Linked DNA regions of Homo sapiens: region 1 is linked to region 2. Evidence: read pairs that join two places in POLR2A ChIA-PET (ENCODE). Cell type or tissue: CD4-positive, alpha-beta T cell. All regions are shown on one strand. Links, peaks and the distances in the headings refer to the core of each region. The heading gives the core; the rest is flanking DNA. Region 1 has its middle 23 kb from the start of LINC02323. Region 2 overlaps TECPR2 (tectonin beta-propeller repeat containing 2).

Region 1 (4,387 bases), core at 290-4,289, 180 kb after region 2:
CACAGACAGACCCAGAAATGATACTTTATCAGCTATTTAGAAATCCCTTAATCCAGTCAAATTGACACCTAAAAATAGTCATCACAGTCCATAAATGTATAGAATTGTTATATTTTCTTGCGGTGTTAAACCTTTTGTTACTATATAATGTCCTATGTCTCTTGTGACTTTTTAAAAATTTTTTGTTTTGTTTTGTTTTTGAGATACAGTTTCCCGCTCTGTTGCCTACGCTGGAGTGCAGAGGTGTGACCACAGCTCACTGTAGCCTTGACCTCCCAGGCTCAAATGATCATCCACCTAGGCCCCTCAAGTAGGTGGGGCCTGTGCCACCAAGCCTGGCTAATTTTTTTTTTGAGATGGAGTCTCACCCTGTTGCCCAGGCTGGAGTGCAGTGTTGAGATCTCAGCTCACTGCAAACTCCGCCTCCCAGGTTCAAGCGATTCTCCTGCCGCAGCCTCTTGAGTAGCTGGGATTATAGGCGCCCATCACCACGCCCAGCTAATTTTTATATTTGTAATAGAGACGGGGTTTCACCATGTTAACCAGGCTGGTCTCAAATTCCTGGCCTCAAGTGATCCACCCGCCTTGGCCTCCCAAAGTTCTGGGATTACAGGCATGAGCCACTATGCCCAGCCCCACTGTCCTTTCTTCAAGTTCACTGATTCTTCTGCCTCCTCGAATCTACCTTCGAATCCTTTTAGCGAAATTTTCTTTTTTTGTTGTTTTTTTTCTTTTCTTTTTTGAGACAGAGTCTCGCTCTGTTGCCCAGGCTGGAGTGCAGTGGGTGATCTCGGCTCACTGCAAGCTCCACCTCCAGGGTTCATGCCATTCTCCTGTCTCAGCCTCCCAAGTAGCTGGGACTACAGGCGCCTGCCACCACGCCAGGCTAATTTTCTTTTTTTTTGTATTTTTAATAGAGACAGGGTTTCACTGTGTTAGCCAAGATGGTCTCAATTTCCTGACCTCGTGATCCGCCTGCCTCGGCCTCCCAAAGTGCTGGGATTACAGGCGTGAGCCACTGTGCCCAGCCTGTTTGTTTTTTTTTTTTCTTATGAGACAGGGTTCCCTCTGTCACCCAGGCTAGGGTGCAGTGACGTGATCATAGCTCACTGCTGCCTCAAATTCCTGGACTCCAGTGATTTTCCTACCTCAGCCTTCTGAGAAGCTGGGATTACAGCTGTGTACCACCATGTACAGCTAATTTGTAAATTTATTTATTTTTTTCTTTTTTGGGACAGGGTTTGGTGGGTTTGGCTCTATTGCCCAGGCTGGAGTGCAGTGGCGCAATCTCAGCTCACTGCAACCCCTGTTTTCTGGGCTCAAGCCACCATCTCACCTCAGTCTCTCAAGTAGCTCGAACTCCTGACCTCGTGATCTGCCTGCCTCGGCCTCCCAAAGTGCTGGGATTACAGGCATGAGCCACTTCGCCCGGCCGATTCTTGTCTTTCTCCATGGTTTTTTGTTTTTGTTTTTGTTTTTTTGTTTTTTGTTTTTTTGAGATGGAGTTTCACTCTTGTTGCCCAGGCTGGAGTGCAGTGGCATGATCTCAGCTCACCACAGCCTCCGCCTCCCGGGTTCAAGCCATTCTCCTGCCTCAGCCTCCCAAGTAGCTGGGATTACAGGCATGCGCCACCACATCTGGCTAATTTTGTATTTTTAGTAGAGATGGGGTTTCTCCACGTTGGCCAGGCTGGTCTCAAACTCCCGACCTCAGGTGATCCTGCAGATCCGCCCACCTCAGCCTCCCACAGTGCTGAGATTACAGGCGTGAGCCACCCGACGGGCTCCATGGAGTTTTTTGTTATTGTTTTTGTTTGTTTGCATTTGTGTTTATTGTTTTTGTAAGCTGTCTCTGTGCCAAAGATCAGCCTGAAATACCATCTTAATGAACCCTCTAGCTTTTCTGAGTCTGTGCCTTTCTCTGGCCATGCACTGCGCAGTCACTTTCTAATTTTCCTTGTATGTGCAGTTTTTTTTTGAGTTTCTAATCTTTTTTTTTTGTTGTTTTGGAGACAAGGTCTCGCTTTGTGTCCCAGGCTGGAGTGCAGTGGCGCAATCTCGGTTCACTGCAACCTCCACCTCCCAGGTTGCAGCAATTCTCCTGCCTCACCCTCTCTAGTAACTGGGATTACAGGCGCCTACCACCACTCCTGGCTAATTTTTGTATTTTTAGTAGAGACGGGGGTTTCACCATGTTAGCCAGGAGGCTGTTGAACTCCTGGTCTCAGGTGATCCATCTCCCTTGGCCTCCCAAAGTGCTGGTATTATAGGTGTGAGTCATAGTGCCTGGCCGAATGTTCTGATCTTTAATGTCTGGCTCCCAAAAAGGAAAAAAAAGTAGTGGGGGCAGGGCACTGGCCCTTTAAATCACCTGGTGGTGGCTTGAGTTGGAAGGGGAGGAGCCTACCCCAGTTGGGGAGGAGCACAACCTCCGTGGCTTCTTGCCTCTTCCTCTGCACCTCCAGGATCTGAAGCAGTGTTTCCGGAAAGTCTCTCAAACCCTGTTTGTCCTCTCCTCTCATACCACCACCACAATCATCAACACAGAAGAAAGCTTCTGTGGCCAAATTTGTGGAGTTTTCCCCATACACCAAGCAGAAGAGCCAGTTGAGCGTCCCCTAGTCCAGTTCTGAGGCTAACTGGAGATAGCATCAGATCCCATGGAGTGAGGGCGCACTCCCCAAGCCTCCCCCGTCACAGCCCCACACACCAGTCCCACGTTGGGGCCCCTGGAACTTGTGACCTACAAGCTTCAAGTTGGGGTTCCCACATCCCCCTCTTTGGGTTCTGTTAATTTACTGGGGCAGCTCACAGAACACGAAGACACACTTCCTTACATTTACTGGTTCATTGTAATGGATACAGATGGAGACATCTGTGGTGTTATATATATATTTTGGGTTTCATCCTTGGTTCCTGGCTCTTAGTTCCCATAGCCCTTGTTACAGTCTTTGGATAGAATGTTGGGTGTGGCCAGGCGCAGTGGCTCATGCCTGTAATTCCAGCACTTTGGGAAGCCTAGGCTGGTGGATTGCTTGACCTCAGGAGTTCGAGACAGCCTGGGCAACTTGGAAAAACACGGTCTCTACAAAAAATACAAAAACTGGCACGGCGTGGTGGTGCACTCCTCTAATCCCAGCTACTCGGGAGGCCGAGGCTGGAGGATCACTTGAGTCTGGGAGGTGGAGGCTTCAGTGAGCTGAGATCGAGCCACTACACTCCAGCCCGGGCGATACAGCCAGACCCTGTCTCAAAAATAAAAGAATGGGCCAGGCGTGGTGGCTCATGCCTGTAATCCCAGCACTTTGGGAGGCCGAGGCAGGCGGATCATTATCTAAGGTCAGGAGTTCAAGAGCAGCCTGGCCAACACGGTGAAACCCCATCTCTACTAAAAACACAAAATTAGTCAGGCATGGTGGCGTGTGCCTGTACTCCCAGCTACTGGGGAGGCTGAGGCAGAAGAATCACTTGAACCCAGGAGGCAGAGGTTGCAGTGAGCCGAGATCGGGCCATGCCATTGGACTCCAGCCTGGGCAGCAGAGTGAGACTCTGTCTCAAAAAAAAAAAAAAAAGACTGTTGAGTGTGTTAGGTCTCAGAGTCAAGCCTCATACATATTACAAAGGAGGATACAGATAAAGAGAGCTATAGCTATAGAACTATAAATACAGCTATAGGGAACACGTATGGCACTTCCATGCCCTACCCCAGGGGTTGAAGTTCTGTGAATCTTGTCCTTAGGGTTTTTTTAATTTTAATTTTTATTTTTTTTTGAGACGGAGTCTCACTCTGTCGCCCAGGCTGGAGTGCAATGGTGCGATCTTGGCTCACTGCAACCTCTGCCTCCCTGTTTCAAGCGATTCTCCTGCCTCAGCCTCCTGAGTAGCTGGCACTATAGGCGCACACCACTATGCCCAGCTAATTTTTTTTGTATTTTTAGTAGAGACGGGGTTTCACCATGTTGGCCAGGCTGGTCTCGAACTCCTGACCTGGTGATCCGCCCACCTCTGCCTCCCAAAGTGCTGGGATTACAGGCATGAGCCACCGCGCCTGGCCGTTTGTTTTTGAGACACGGTCTGGCTCTGTCACCCATAGTGGATAACAGTGGCCCGATCTCGGCTTACTGCAACCTCAGCCTCCCAGGCTCAAGCGATTCTCCTGCCTCAGCCACCTGAGTAGCTGGGATTATAGGTGCACACCACCACGCCCCTCTTATTTTTTTTTTTTTTTTTGAGACGGAGTCTCGCTCTGTCACCCAGGCTGGAGCGCAATGGCGCGATCTCGGCTCACTGCAACCTCCACCTCCTGGGTTCAAGAGATTCTCCGGCCTCAGCCTCCCGAGTAGCTGGGACTACAGGTGTGCACCACCATGCCCAGCTAATTTTTGTA
Region 2 (4,387 bases), core at 182-4,181:
CAGGATGTAGAAGAACTGAACAACACCATCAGCCAACTTGGTCTAATTCACATTTATAGAACACTCAGCTGAATATACATTCTTTGCAAGTGCACATGGAACATTCATCAATATAGACCATGTCCTGAGTTAGAAAACATACCTCAACACATTTAGAGTAGACTAAGCTTTCCAGGCCCTTGTGTTTTACTTTGTTTTTTCACTTTTCTTTAAAATATAATTTACACAAAGTTTGCAAATCTTTTTTTTTTTCGAGACGGAGTTTTGCTCTTGTTGCCCAGGCTGGAGTGCAATGGTGCGATCTCGGCTCACTGCAACCTCCGTCCCCCGGGTTCAAGTGATTCTTGCCTCAGCCTCCCAAGTAGCTGGGATTACAGGCGCCTGCCACCACGCCCAGCTAATTTTTTGTATTTTTAGTAGAGATGGGGTTTCACCACGTTGGCCAGGCTGGTCTCGAACGCCAGACTTCAGGTGATCCATCCACCTCGGCCTCCCAAAGTGCTGGGATGACAGGCGTGAGCCACTGTGCCCAGCCTGCAAATCTTAATAGTACCATGTGATGAATTTATATGTGTATGCCTGTTTAATCACCCAGTTCAAGATACAGAACATTTCCAGCACCCCAGAAGATTCTCTTGTGCTACCTCCTAATCATTACCCCTCCCCAAGGTAACTATTCTGACTTCTAACACAGAGTAGTTTTGACTTCTACAGAGTAGTTTTGCTAGCTCCTTGGGTTTTAATTCACTATTAAGTAACCTCTGGCAGTAAGGTTTATATGCGTTAGCGGAATTTGGACTCCTTACTCAGGTTGCAGTTACAACCCAGTTTTCTTTTATAAAGCACATGTGTCTCATTGATCACCATTGTATTGTCTTTTTTGTTTTTTTTGTTTTTTTTTTTGAGGCAGAGTCTCACTCTGTCTCCCAGGCTGGAGTGCAGTGGAGCGATCTCAGCCCACTGCAATCTCCGCCTCCTGGGTTCAAGTGATTCTCCTGCTTCAGCCTCCTGAGTAGCTGGAATTACAGGTGCCCGCCACCATGCCTGGCTACTTTTTGTATTTTTAGTAGAGACAGGGTTTTACCATGTTGGCCAGGCTGGATTCAAACTCCTGATCGCAAGTGATCCACTTGCCTCGGCCTCCTAAAGTGCTGGGATTACAAGCATGAGCCACTGCGCCCGGTCCCGTATTGTCTTTTAGAAAAACTGTATAACTATTTAAATATTTTCAGTCACCAAACTAAAAAACAAATACTAAAGTTGAAGTTTATTGCTCCCCAGAATGAAACTACAAATTACATCTGATGGCCATTTTTACAGTTTAACCAATAATTAGTTCTCTATCATATTATCTTTGTTTCGTTTTCCTTTAACAGAATACCTAAGACTAGTAGTTGTTCTTTTTTTTTTTTTTTGAGATGGAGTTTCGCTCTTGTTGCCTAGCCTGGAGTGCAGTGGCGCAACCTCGGCTCACTGCAAACTCTGCCTCCCGATTCAAGCGATTCTTCTGCCTCAATCTCCTGAGTAGCTGGGATTACAGGCATGTGCCACCCCATCTGGCTAATTTTGTATTTTTAGTAGAGACAGGGTTTCTCCGTGTTGGCCAGGCTGGTCTCGAACTCCCGACCCCAGGTGATCCACCTGCCTCGGCCTCCCAAAGTGCTGGGATTACGGGTGTGAGCCACTGCATCCGGCCGGAAGTTGTTTTTATTTTTTTACTATTTTTAATTTTTTTAAAGAGGTTTATTTGGCCCACAATTCTGTAGCTGGAAAGTCCAAGATTGGGCAGCTGCATCTGGTGGGGACCTCATGCTGCTTCCACTCATGGTGGGAATTGGAAGGGGACCAGGTGTGTATCAAGAGATCACATGGTAGGCCGGGCATGGTGGCTCAGGCCTGTAATCCCAGCACTTCAGGAGGCCAAGACAGGCGGATCACGAGGTCAGGAGTTTGAGATCAGCCTGGACAACATGGTGAAACCCCATCTCTACTAAAAATAGAAAAATTAGCCAGGCATGGTGGCCCATGCCTGTAATCCCAGCTACTCAGGAGGCTAAGGCAGGAGAATCACTTGAACCCGGGAGGCGGAGATTGCAGTGAGCCAAGACTGCACCACTGCACTCCAGCCTGGGTGATGGAGCAAGACACCACCTCAAAAAAAAATATATATATATATATGTGTGTGTGTGTGTATATATATATACACATATATATGTATATGTATGTGTGTGTATATATATATATCTATATCTCACATGGTCACATGGCAAGAGAGGAAGCAAGACAGGAACCAAGGATGCCAGACTCATTTTCTTTTCCTTTCCTTTTTTTTTTTTTTTTTTTTTTTTTTTGAGACAGAGTTTCACTCTTGTTGCCCTGGCTGGAGTGCAGTGGTGCAATCTCGGCTCACTGCGACCTCTGCCTCCTAGGTTCCAGCAATTCTCCTGCCTCAGCCTTCCGAGTGGCCAGGACTACAGGTGTGCGCCACCACATCTGGCTAATTTTTGTATGTTTAGTAGAGACAGGGTTTCACCATGTTGGCCAGGCTGGTCTCAAACTCCTGACCTCAGGTGATCCACATGCCTCACCCTCCCAAAGTGCTGGAATTACAGGCATGAGCCACGGCACCCGGCTCTTTTTCTTTTAGTATGGAGTGCTTCACAAATTTGTGTGCCATCCTCGTGCAAGGAAGCCAGACTCTTTTTAACAACCTGCTGTCTTGGAAACTAATCCAGTCCTTGGAGAGTGAGCACTCATTCACCCATGAGGAGGGCATTAATCTATTCATGAGGGATCTACCCCCATGGCCCAAACACCTCCTACTAGGCCCCACCTCCCAGCACTGCCACTTTGGGGATCAGACTTCAACATAAATTTTGGCAAAGACAAACCACATCTAAACCATAGCAGATATGATAAGTCACGTGAGCTTTGAAGGACTGTGACATGGTAGAACAGCATCCACAGGCTCTACCAGAGTTTGGTGGAACAGCATCCACAGGCTCTACCAGAGTTTGAGGGAGCAGCATCCACAGGCTGTACCAGAGATTGAGGGAAGCTGGTACAAATTACTGGATCCAGCACCATAGAAGGGGACTCTGGGAGAATCCCATGTAAAGATTTTAGCTAGTCCAGGCATAGTGGCACACACCTGTAATCCCAGCACTTTGGGAGGCCGAGGCGGACAGATAGCTTGAGCTCAGGAGTTCGAGACTAGCCTTGGCAATACAGCAAGACCCCCATCTCTACGAAAGAATACAAAAATTATTCAGGCGTGATGGCGTGTACCTGTAGTCCCAGCTACTCAGGAGGCTCAGGTGGGAGGATCATTTGAGCCCAGGAGGTCGAGGTCGTAGTGAGCCGAGATCGAGCCACTGCACCCTAACCTGGGCATCAAAGTGAGACCCTGCCTCAAAAAAAAAAAAAATTTAGCTAGTTATCCTTTAAATGTATTTCACCCATACATGCATATGCCTGCTGTGTACCTACAAAAACTTTTTAAATCTAAAATATTAACATTTGGAAAAAAAATGTATTTTGCTGGGGCCAAAATCCATACTTGGTAGCCCTGAGTATCAACAGCATTTTTTGAGCGCCCATTATATATAGGATATCAAACTTATAATTGTGGAGAATCACAAGGGAGGTATAAAATAAATTTCTTGTCCAGGCACGGTGGCTCACGCCTATAATCCCAGCACTTTGGTAGGCCGAGGCAGGCAGATCATTTTGAGCTCAGGAGTTTGAGAGCAGCCTGAGCAACATGGCAAAACCCCATCTCTACTAAAAATATAAAAATTACCCGGGTGTGGTGGCGGGCACCTGTAATCCCAGCTACTCAGGAGACTGAGGCTGGAGAATTGCTTGAACCCAGGAGGTGGAGGTTGCAGTGAGTAGAGATTGCGCCACTGCACTACAGCCTGGGCGACAGAGCAAGACTCTGTCTCAAAAATAAAATAAAGTGAAAATTTTTTTTTTGGCAAGAATGTAGAATTTAGAGGTAGAAGATTTAGAGCTTGGAAACAAAGCTGTATACCTATATGTAAACACATAGGAAAAGGTCTGAAGGAATTTTCACATGATTACTTAACTCTAGGTAGGGATTAAGATTGGGATGGGCTGAGGGAGGAAGAGTGAAAGGGAATTACGTATTTTTTTAACTTTACTGAGGAATTACTAGAAATTTTTGGTACATATTACACGCATAAACACAGCAACACAAAGATTTGTTTTGAGCTTTGGCTGCCAGTTATTAGTGGTTTAACCCCAGAGATGAATTAAATATTTATGTTGTTGTTGTTGTCATTTTCATCATGAGAGCTGGCTGGGTCTTAGAATCATTTGGTACAATCCCCACTTTTTATAGATAAAGAAATTCTAAGATTCC

What was found. ChIA-PET counts read pairs that join two places held together with the same protein. Peaks named below come from ENCODE experiments on the same cell type or tissue, not always from the same donor. Only the 100,000 strongest peaks of a DNase experiment are listed, where the experiment ranks them.
Region 1: POLR2A ChIA-PET joins it to region 2 with 5 read pairs; 2 of 35 experiments call an interaction of 5 or more read pairs at or near these places.

What each region holds. Positions count from the first base shown.
Region 1 is chr14:102,565,869-102,570,255 of GRCh38, forward strand. No RefSeq gene overlaps it. Among named protein-coding and RNA genes, the nearest start is that of LINC02323, 23 kb to the left of the region's middle. RefSeq lists an enhancer at 4,118-4,387. In CD4-positive, alpha-beta T cell, for the core only: no CTCF peak of the experiment used is centred there; a DNase peak (open chromatin) is centred at 2,423; H3K4me3 peaks cover 368 bases; H3K27ac peaks cover 452 bases.
Region 2 is chr14:102,382,523-102,386,909 of GRCh38, forward strand. The region is part of intron 2 of TECPR2 (tectonin beta-propeller repeat containing 2); the gene reads left to right. All of the region lies in intron 1 of LOC124903389 (a long non-coding RNA gene), which reads right to left. Among named protein-coding and RNA genes, the nearest start is that of TECPR2, 22 kb to the left of the region's middle. In CD4-positive, alpha-beta T cell, for the core only: no CTCF peak of the experiment used is centred there; no DNase peak of the experiment used is centred there.